Regions from separate parts of the Homo sapiens genome. Here region 1 is linked to region 2. Evidence: read pairs that join two places in POLR2A ChIA-PET (ENCODE). Cell type or tissue: Caco-2. All regions are shown on one strand. Each heading gives the region's core, and the rest is flanking DNA. Links, peaks and the distances in the headings are about the cores only. Region 1 overlaps POMGNT1 (protein O-linked mannose N-acetylglucosaminyltransferase 1 (beta 1,2-)). Region 2 has its middle 5.1 kb from the start of NASP.

Region 1 (4,385 bases), core at 262-4,261, 610 kb before region 2:
GTACCAGAGTCAAAGTAGTTTTTTCCTTCCCAGCCCAGCCCGTCCCTTTGCCCACCACCTCCTGCAGGGCCTGTTTCTGACATCTGTGGCTCTAGAACAGCAGGCCCAGGGAGAACTACAAGAGGCAGGGACTGCTAGTTCATGGGTCTGTGGTGCAGTAGTGTGAGCTGCCGTGACAGCATGAGCTCTCCAGCAATGGTGGAGGCCAAATTAAAGCTAGTAAGAGCTTGCTGAGGATGCTGCAAAGAGGATGGAGAAGACGGTGGGAAATTAGAGGGCTCTTTACAGGTCTAGGACTTCATTTGTGTGTCTTATAGATGTCTGGCTGGTCAGCAAGTGGGTGTGGGCCAGACAATGTGAGGTGCTGATTTTCACTCTCATACCCACTCCAGGAGGCCTACTTCAAGAAGCACAAGTTCAACACGGTTCCAGGTGTCCAGCTCAGGAATGTGGACAGGTTGGGGCTGGCAGCAGGGCAAGGGGTGGATATCTAGGAGATTTGGAGGCCAGTCCCTGAAAGTCCCTTCCAATGCTGGGCCTGTGTGTTTACTCCAGCCCTGCGGCTACAGATTCCCATGTGACCCCTTGCCCTGCTCAGTGCTACCCATGGGACCTGAGGGCCTGCCCACTCCCCTGACCCATTTCTCCCTCCTCTTCAGTCTGAAGAAAGAAGCTTATGAAGTGGAAGTTCACAGGCTGCTCAGGTATGGCCTAGGACAATTGGGGTGTAGCAGGGAGCAAAGAGTCAAATACTGGGGATCTTGGCCCCATAATTTACAGGGTCCTGTGCAAAATGAAAATCAGGGCCCTCATCTCAAACATTAGGAACTTCAGGCCGGGCGCGGTGGCTCACGCCTGTAATCCCAGCACTTTGGGAGGCCGAGGTGGGTGGATCATGAGGTCAGGAGATCGAGACCATCCTGGCTAACACGGTGAAACCCTGTCTCTACTAAAAATACAAAAAATTAGCCGGGCGTGGTGGCAGGCGCCTGTAGTCCCAGCTACTTGGGAGGCTGAGGCAGGAGACTCCAGCCTGGGCGACAGAGCAAGACTCCATCTCAAAAAAAAAAAAAAAAAAAGAACTTCAAGGTGGCAACAGCAGAGCATTCAACCAAGTACAGGGTCCTGTGGGACACACCCATGAAGTGGGCCCTGTCTTGGCTATATTCTCCCACCCTCTACTGCAGTGAGGCTGAGGTTCTGGACCACAGCAAGAACCCTTGTGAAGACTCTTTCCTGCCAGACACAGAGGGCCACACCTACGTGGCCTTTATTCGAATGGAGAAAGATGATGACTTCACCACCTGGACCCAGCTTGCCAAGGTGCTCCAATACCATGCCCACCCTGGAGAACCCCTCCCCCTCACACACATACTGCCCCAAGATCCAGGGAGCCTTTGCTCTGGAATCTTCAACCTCAGAACCTCCTCTTTATACTCTTAGAACACCTCTTCCAACCTCCTTGTCCAAATTCATATTCTAAAAGATGCTATCTCTTACAAATTGAGGTGGTTTCTGAGGAGGGGTGGGGGCTGGGCCAAAGGGTCGTCAGTGACCCCTCCCTACAGCTCTCTGACCCATGTCTCTGTCTCCATCCCACCCTCACTAGTGCCTCCATATCTGGGACCTGGATGTGCGTGGCAACCATCGGGGCCTGTGGAGATTGTTTCGGAAGAAGAACCACTTCCTGATGGTGGGGGTCCCGGCTTCCCCCTACTCGTGAGTGACCCTTTTCTGCCCTGGGAAACAGGAGGCCTAGTGAGATCCAGGGATATAGCTAATGGCTTCTTCTCTATACATTCTTGTATTATTTTCCCAGAGTGAAGAAGCCACCCTCAGTCACCCCAATTTTCCTGGAGCCACCCCCAAAGGAGGAGGGAGCCCCAGGAGCCCCAGAACAGACATGAGACCTCCTCCAGGACCCTGCGGGGCTGGGTACTGTGTACCCCCAGGCTGGCTAGCCCTTCCCTCCATCCTGTAGGATTTTGTAGATGCTGGTAGGGGCTGGGGCTACCTTGTTTTTAACATGAGACTTAATTACTAACTCCAAGGGGAGGGTTCCCCTGCTCCAACACCCCGTTCCTGAGTTAAAAGTCTATTTATTTACTTCCTTGTTGGAGAAGGGCAGGAGAGTACCTGGGAATCATTACGATCCCTAGCAGCTCATCCTGCCCTTTGAATACCCTCACTTTCCAGGCCTGGCTCAGAATCTAACCTATTTATTGACTGTCCTGAGGGCCTTGAAAACAGGCCGAACCTGGAGGGCCTGGATTTCTTTTTGGGCTGGAATGCTGCCCTGAGGGTGGGGCTGGCTCTTACTCAGGAAACTGCTGTGCCCAACCCATGGACAGGCCCAGCTGGGGCCCACATGCTGACACAGACTCACTCAGAGACCCTTAGACACTGGACCAGGCCTCCTCTCAGCCTTCTCTTTGTCCAGATTTCCAAAGCTGGATAAGTTGGTCATTGATTAAAAAAGGAGAAGCCCTCTGGGGATGTCTTGTGATTGTGATTTTGTGTGTCAGGGGGGTGCTGGAGGGAAGTGGTGGAGAGAATACTTGTGTTGGATGGTGAGTTTTCCTTACTGTCCTCCACAGAGTTTATCTTCCATTTGGGGCCATTTGGCCACCAGGGGATGCCTGAGTCTCAAACTCCAAGGTTTTTCCCCAACTCTACCCTAGGACAGCTTGACTTTAGCCCCGCCCTACTTGAGGCTTGGAGCAGCCACCCTACCTCTTCCCCACCGTTTAACCACCAGCCGGGTTCCTGCTTATCTTGCCTGGGCCGGGCACCTGTCCCCAGAGACAGAGCAGGAGAGAACAAAAAGGGATACTGGGGAGTTGGAAGAGGAAATGAGAGAGCAGGTGTGCATAGTAGGGGTGGGAAGGAAGTGGATGGGACAGGACTGGGCAGGCATCATTCAAGAGACGGGCTAGGGTGCAGATGGAGATGTAGGAGCAAGGGTGTCTATGGCCCTTAGAGCACTTTGCTATTCAGAATTCTCTATCTGGGCATTTTTGTGGAGAAATGGGTCATGGTCTTCATCAGATTCTCACATAGCCAGTAACCCAAAGAGGTTAGGAAGATCTAAGTTAGTCATAGGGGCACCAGAAAATGGATGGGATTGTCCAGAGGGAGTGAATGAGAAAGCCTACGGCAGGGAAAAGAACATTTAAGGGATCTGTGAAGGGCCTAATGTCAGGAGGATGAGTGTGGAGCACCTCTTCAGAAAGGGTCTGCCTGCCTCTGTACAAGTACAGAACTCCAGCTGGAACTCCAGCCCTCCTGCCTGCTCTCTGCCCTGCCTCTTTCACAGGTGCTTGGAGCCCAACTCGGTGACAGCATGGGTGGTATGTCGCTTGGACATATCTCGCCACCCTGACGCCTTCAGTGTTTGTTGGAGCTGGATATAGTGCCTGAGGTGGCACAACAGCCAGGTTGAGCAGCAATTAGCCCATGATGAGGTAGAGGCCCGCCCTGGGCAAACAAATCCCATGCAGCCTCCACACAGGCACACGGCAGAGGAGAAGTGTGAGAGGCACAGTATGGTGGTGAAGGGGTGAGGCAGGCTAGCTCCTCCCCCTGTCCCGCACCCTAGCAGGCTCCTGGTCTGGCCCTCACAGACCAGCTCTAAGGCACTGTTTGGTTCTGGCCAGGTCCCTCTTCCTTTCTGGGCTCAGCAAGGGGGTGGTGGTTCTGGGCTGCCCTGGAAAAGCTCAGGAAGAGAGTTACAGGGGTCAAAGGGAAGTAAGGAGGGGGACTGGTTTGTTAGGCTGGGCTTTGCTTGGTAGCAGACACTGTACCCTCTTGCCATAGCCTCCCTCAGGCCTCTCACTCCTGGCTCAACAGTGATCAGGTCTATATCAGACATTCTGGCCAGCTGCCCCTTCAAGTGGAACTAGTACCATGTCAGCCAGGACTACACCAGGTGCTGGAGTTCTGGGCCCAAATCTAGGCTGAGCTCTTCACAGAAGCCTGTGGGACTGGGGCAAGTATCTTGGCCTTTCCGATCCCTAGTTTCCTACCTGGAGCATAGGGATAGTTAGGGCTAAAGAAGAGATGAGGTCTAGGTCAGGTGAGGTGGCTCACGCCTGTAATCCCAGCTCTTTGGGAGGCTGAGGCATGTGGATCACCTGAGGTCAGGAGTTCGAGACCAGCCTGGCCAACATGGTGAAACCCTGTCTCTACTAAAAATATAAAAAGTTAGCCGGGCGTGGCCGGGCACGGTGGCTCATGCCTGTAATCCCAGCACTTTGGGAGGCCGAGGTGAGTGGATCACGAGGTCAGGAGATCAAGACCATCCTGGCTAACACAGTGAAACCCCGTCTCTACTAAAAATTCAAAAAATTACCCGGGCGAGGTGGCGGGCGCCTGTAGTGCCAGCT
Region 2 (4,385 bases), core at 130-4,129:
AGTGAGCTGAGATCGCACCACTGTACTCCAGCCTGGGTGACAGAGTGAGACTCTGTCTCAAAAATAAATAAATAATAAATAAATAAAAATAAGGCCAGGCAGGGTGGCTCACGCCTGTAATCCCAGCACTTTGAGAGGCCGAGGCAGGCAGATCACCTGAGGTCAGGAGTTTGAGACCAGCCTGGCCAACATGGTGAAACCCCGTCTCTACTAAAAGTACAAAAATTAGCCGGGCATGGTGGTGGGCGCCTATAATCCTAGCTACTCAGGAGGCTAAGGCAGGAGAATCGCTTGAACCTAGGAGGCGGAGGTTGCAGTGAGTCGAGATTGCACCACTGCACTCCAGCCTGGGCAACAGAGTGAGATTCCATCTCAAAAAAACAAAAAATAAAAATTTTAAAAAATAAGTATATTTTAAATCCATGTACTTTTTAAATTTTTTTTGAGACAGAGTCTCACTCTGTCGCCCAGGCTGGAGTGTGCTGTCATGATCTCAGCTCACTGCAATCTCCACCTCCTGGGTTCAAGTGATTATCCTGCCTCAGCCTCCTGAGTAGCTAGCATTACAGGCGAGCACCACCGTGCACAGCTAATTTTTGTAGTTTTCGTAGAGATGGGGTTTCACCACGTTGGCCAGGCTGGTCTTGAACTCCCGACCTCAGCTGATCCACCCACCTTGGCCTCCCAAAGTGCTAGGATTACAGGCATAAGCCACCATGCCCGGCCTGTTTTCCTCATGTAACCCCAGGAATTAAAAGTCCTCAAAGGCCAATGGTCCAAATAGGAGATTGGCAAATGAAGGATCTTGTGGGGGCTGGGTTTTCTTCTGCCTGTCCGTGGAGTTATATACGTGTTGTGTGTGACGTCTATAGAAATAGCTCTAATTAATTGGCCTAAAGGAAGATAAGCACTTGGATCAAATATTTATTAAAGGGAAGATAGGCTGGGTGTGGTGGCTCACGCCTGTAATCCCAGCACTTTGGGAAGCCAAGGCGGGCGGATCACCTGAAGTCAGGAGTTCGAGACCAGCCTGACCAACATGGACATACCCCATCTCTACTAAAAATACAAAATTAGCCAGGCTTGGTGGCCCATGCCTGTAATCCCAGCTACTTGGGAAGCTGAGGCAGGAGACTCAGTTGAACCTGGGAGGTGGAGGTTGCGGTGAGCTGAGATTGTGCCATTGCACTCAAGCCTGGATAACAAGAGCGAAACTCCATCTCAAAAAAAATAAAAGGAAAGATAAAACCTGTGATACTTTTCAGTTCACCTGACTTTAATCTTTGAGAAATGAAAACAGCCTTAAAGATTATTGGTAAAAAGCCAATGTCATCAAAATATAAATAAGTGGACTGGGCCGAGTGCAGTGGCTCACGCCTGTAATCCCAGCACTTTGGGAGGCTGAGGTGAGCGGATTGCCTGAGCTCAGGAGTTCAAGACCAGCCTGGGCATCAGGGTGAAACCCCATCTCTACTAAAATACAAAAAATTAGCTGGGCATGGTGGCGTGCTCCTGTAGTCCCAGCTACTTAGGAGGCTGAGGCAGGAGAATTGCTTGAATCCAGGAGGCAGAGGTTGCAGTGAGTCGAGATCGTGCCACTGCACTGCATCCTGGGCAACAAAGCAAAACTTTGTCTTAAAAAAAAAAAAAATAGTTGGACTAAATTATGCAGGTCAGATACCAGGTTGGCTAAATGTTTTATGGTTATAAACTGCTTTTTGGTCTCTACTAAAAATACAAAAATTAGCTTGGCATTGTGGCAGGCACCTGTAGTCCCAGCTACTCGGGACTCTGAGACACAAGAATTGCTTGAACCGTGAGACAGAGGTTGCAGTGAGCTGGAATCATGCCACTGCACTCTAGCCTGGGTGATAGAGTGAGACTCCATCTCCATCTCAAAAAAAAAAAAATTAATCTTGCAAAGAAATTATCTGTGTGAACATATTGACTAAATTCAAAAGTGTATTGTATGATTTTTCTGTAAATTGAACATTGAAATAAAAGCACAATAAGGTACTCTTAAGGCACTAATCTGCTCTTTGGCAAAATTTGTAAAGGCTTATAAAAGGTTTTTTTTTTTTCTTTTTATGTTTCTGAGTCATTATTTTGGCAAAATAAATAATTTATTGTAATCTGGAATTCTATTTTAAGTGTTTCAAACCTCTAACATATTTAACAGGCTTTCCAAAATAAAACTTCAGTTTCAAAATTGTCTTTCCTGACACCTGGCTTTTCGAATACTTCAGAAGGGCCCCTAGAGTGTCCAGAAAAGAGAGCTAAACAGGATTATTTGAAACATTTAGGTACTTGATACTGTGTTCAATCTTCTTTAGGTTACATTTTGGTGAATAATACATGTTCCAAAATTGTATGGAATTTCTAAAATTCTAATGTCTGAGTATATGCTATCAATCATAATTAAGGTTGTTAAGTTTTTGTAAACCACGGAGATAATCAAACTTCTTTGTCAATTGTGCTTCTAACTGTAACTACACTGAACATTTTGTTATTCACAGACAATTGTTGTTTCGTTTTAATCCTTTTCAAAACAAGGTTTATAATAAGCTATAGAACTTTGACAGGTGCTCTCAAATACAGGTTTCTGATAACTTTGGAGATTGTGACATTGGAATAAAGGAAAAACGTACAGGACTCATGAAGAGCTAAAATGTTCACAAATATCAAGTAAAACAAGAGTTAACTGAATGTACTCAAGAAACTGAAGCAAACTTTTTAACTTTTGCTTGGAATATTGCTGATCCTTATTTTGTTTTTCAGAGTCAAGGAAACTTACTTTGAGCTATTTATGTCCTTTAATAAATTGAGTAAGGTATCCTCTTTTTTTTTTTTTTTTTGAGATGGAGTCTCGCTCTGTCTCCCAGGCTGGAGTGCAGTGGCACAATCTCAGCTCACTGCAAGCTCCGCCTCCCAGGTTCACACTGTTCTCCTGCCTCAGCCTCCCGAGTAGCTGGGACTACAGGCACCCGCCACCAGGCCTGGCTATTTTTTTTGTATTTTCAGTAGAGACGGGGTTTCACTGTGTTAGCCAGGATGGTCTCAATCTCCTGACCTTGTGATCCGCCAGCCTCGGCCTCCCAAAGTGCTGGGATTACAGGCATGAGGAGTAAGGTATACTCTTCTGAACAAAATCTGGAGCATGTTTTTTTTTTGTTTTGTTTTGTTTTGTTTTGTTTTTGAGACGAAGTCTCGCTCTGTCGCCCAGGCTGGAGTGCAGTGGCGGGATCTCGGCTCACTGCAAGCTCCGCCTCCCGGGTTCACGCCATTCTCCTGCCTCAGCCTCCCAAGTAGCTGGGACTACAGGCGCCCGCCACTACGCCCGGCTAATTTTTTGTATTTTTAGTAGAGACGGGGTTTCACCGTTTTAGCCGGGATGGTCTCAATCTCCTGACCTCGTGATCCGCCCGCCTCGGCCTCCCAAAGTGCTGGGATTACAGGCGTGAGCCACCGCGCCCGGCCTGGAGCATGTTTTTTGTTTCTCTCTGCCTTGTTCCTCTAGAATTTGGAAACTATCTGTGAGTATTCTTTTTTGCTTTTGTGTTTGTTTGTTTGTTTTTTGAGATGAAGTCTCATTCTTGTCCCCCAGGCTTATCGGGGGAACCTGCCCCCGATAGTCATGTAAGTTCTTTTCTATTTTCCCTAAGTGTCGGCCAGTCTGAGAAATAAAGGGAAAGAGTACAAAAGAGAGAAATTTTAAAGCTGGGTGTTCGGGGGAGACATCACATGTCGGCAGGTTCCGTGATGCCCCCCAAGCCGTAAAACCAGCAAGTTTTTATTAGTGATTTTCAAAAGGGGAGGGAGTGTACGAATAGGGTGTGGGTCACAGAGATCACGTGCTTCACAAGGTAATAGAATATCACAAGGCAAATGGAGGCAGGACGAGATCACAGGACCACAGGACCAGGGCAAAATTAAAATTGCTAATGAAGTTTTGGCACACATTGTCATTGATAACATCTTATCAGGAGACAGGGTTTGAGAGCAGACAACCGATCTGACCAAAATTTATTAGGTGGGAATTTCCTTGTCCTAATAAGCCTGGGAGCGCTACGGGAGACTGGGGCTTATTTCATCCCTACAGCTTCGACCAAAAAAGACAGCTGCCCCCCAAAGTGGCCATTTCAGAGGCCTACCCTCAGGGACGCATTCTCTTTCTCAGGGATGTTCCTTGCTGAGAAAAAGAATTCAGTGATATTTCTCCCATTTGCTTTTGAAAGAAGAGAAATGTGGCTCTGTTCTGCCCAGCTCACTGGCAGTCAGAGTTTAAGGTTATCTCTCTTGTTCCCTGAACATTGCTGTTATCCTGTTCTTTTTTCGGAGGTGCCCAGATTTCATATTGTTCAAACACACGTGCTCTACAAACAATT

What was found. ChIA-PET counts read pairs that join two places held together with the same protein. Peaks named below come from ENCODE experiments on the same cell type or tissue, not always from the same donor. Only the 100,000 strongest peaks of a DNase experiment are listed, where the experiment ranks them.
Region 1: POLR2A ChIA-PET joins it to region 2 with 5 read pairs; 3 of 35 experiments call an interaction of 5 or more read pairs at or near these places.

Annotation. Positions count from the first base shown.
Region 1 is chr1:46,186,792-46,191,176 of GRCh38, reverse strand. It overlaps POMGNT1 (protein O-linked mannose N-acetylglucosaminyltransferase 1 (beta 1,2-)), which reads left to right. Exons shown (of 22, transcript NM_017739.4): 18 at 393-457; 19 at 660-704; 20 at 1,188-1,323; 21 at 1,610-1,719; 22 at 1,820-2,494. The coding sequence ends at 1,907. It also overlaps a transcript of TSPAN1 not described here. Among named protein-coding and RNA genes, the nearest start is that of POMGNT1, 9.4 kb to the left of the region's middle. In Caco-2, for the core only: no CTCF peak of the experiment used is centred there; a DNase peak (open chromatin) is centred at 2,298.
Region 2 is chr1:45,576,704-45,581,088 of GRCh38, reverse strand. No RefSeq gene overlaps it. Among named protein-coding and RNA genes, the nearest start is that of NASP, 5.1 kb to the left of the region's middle. In Caco-2, for the core only: no CTCF peak of the experiment used is centred there; no DNase peak of the experiment used is centred there.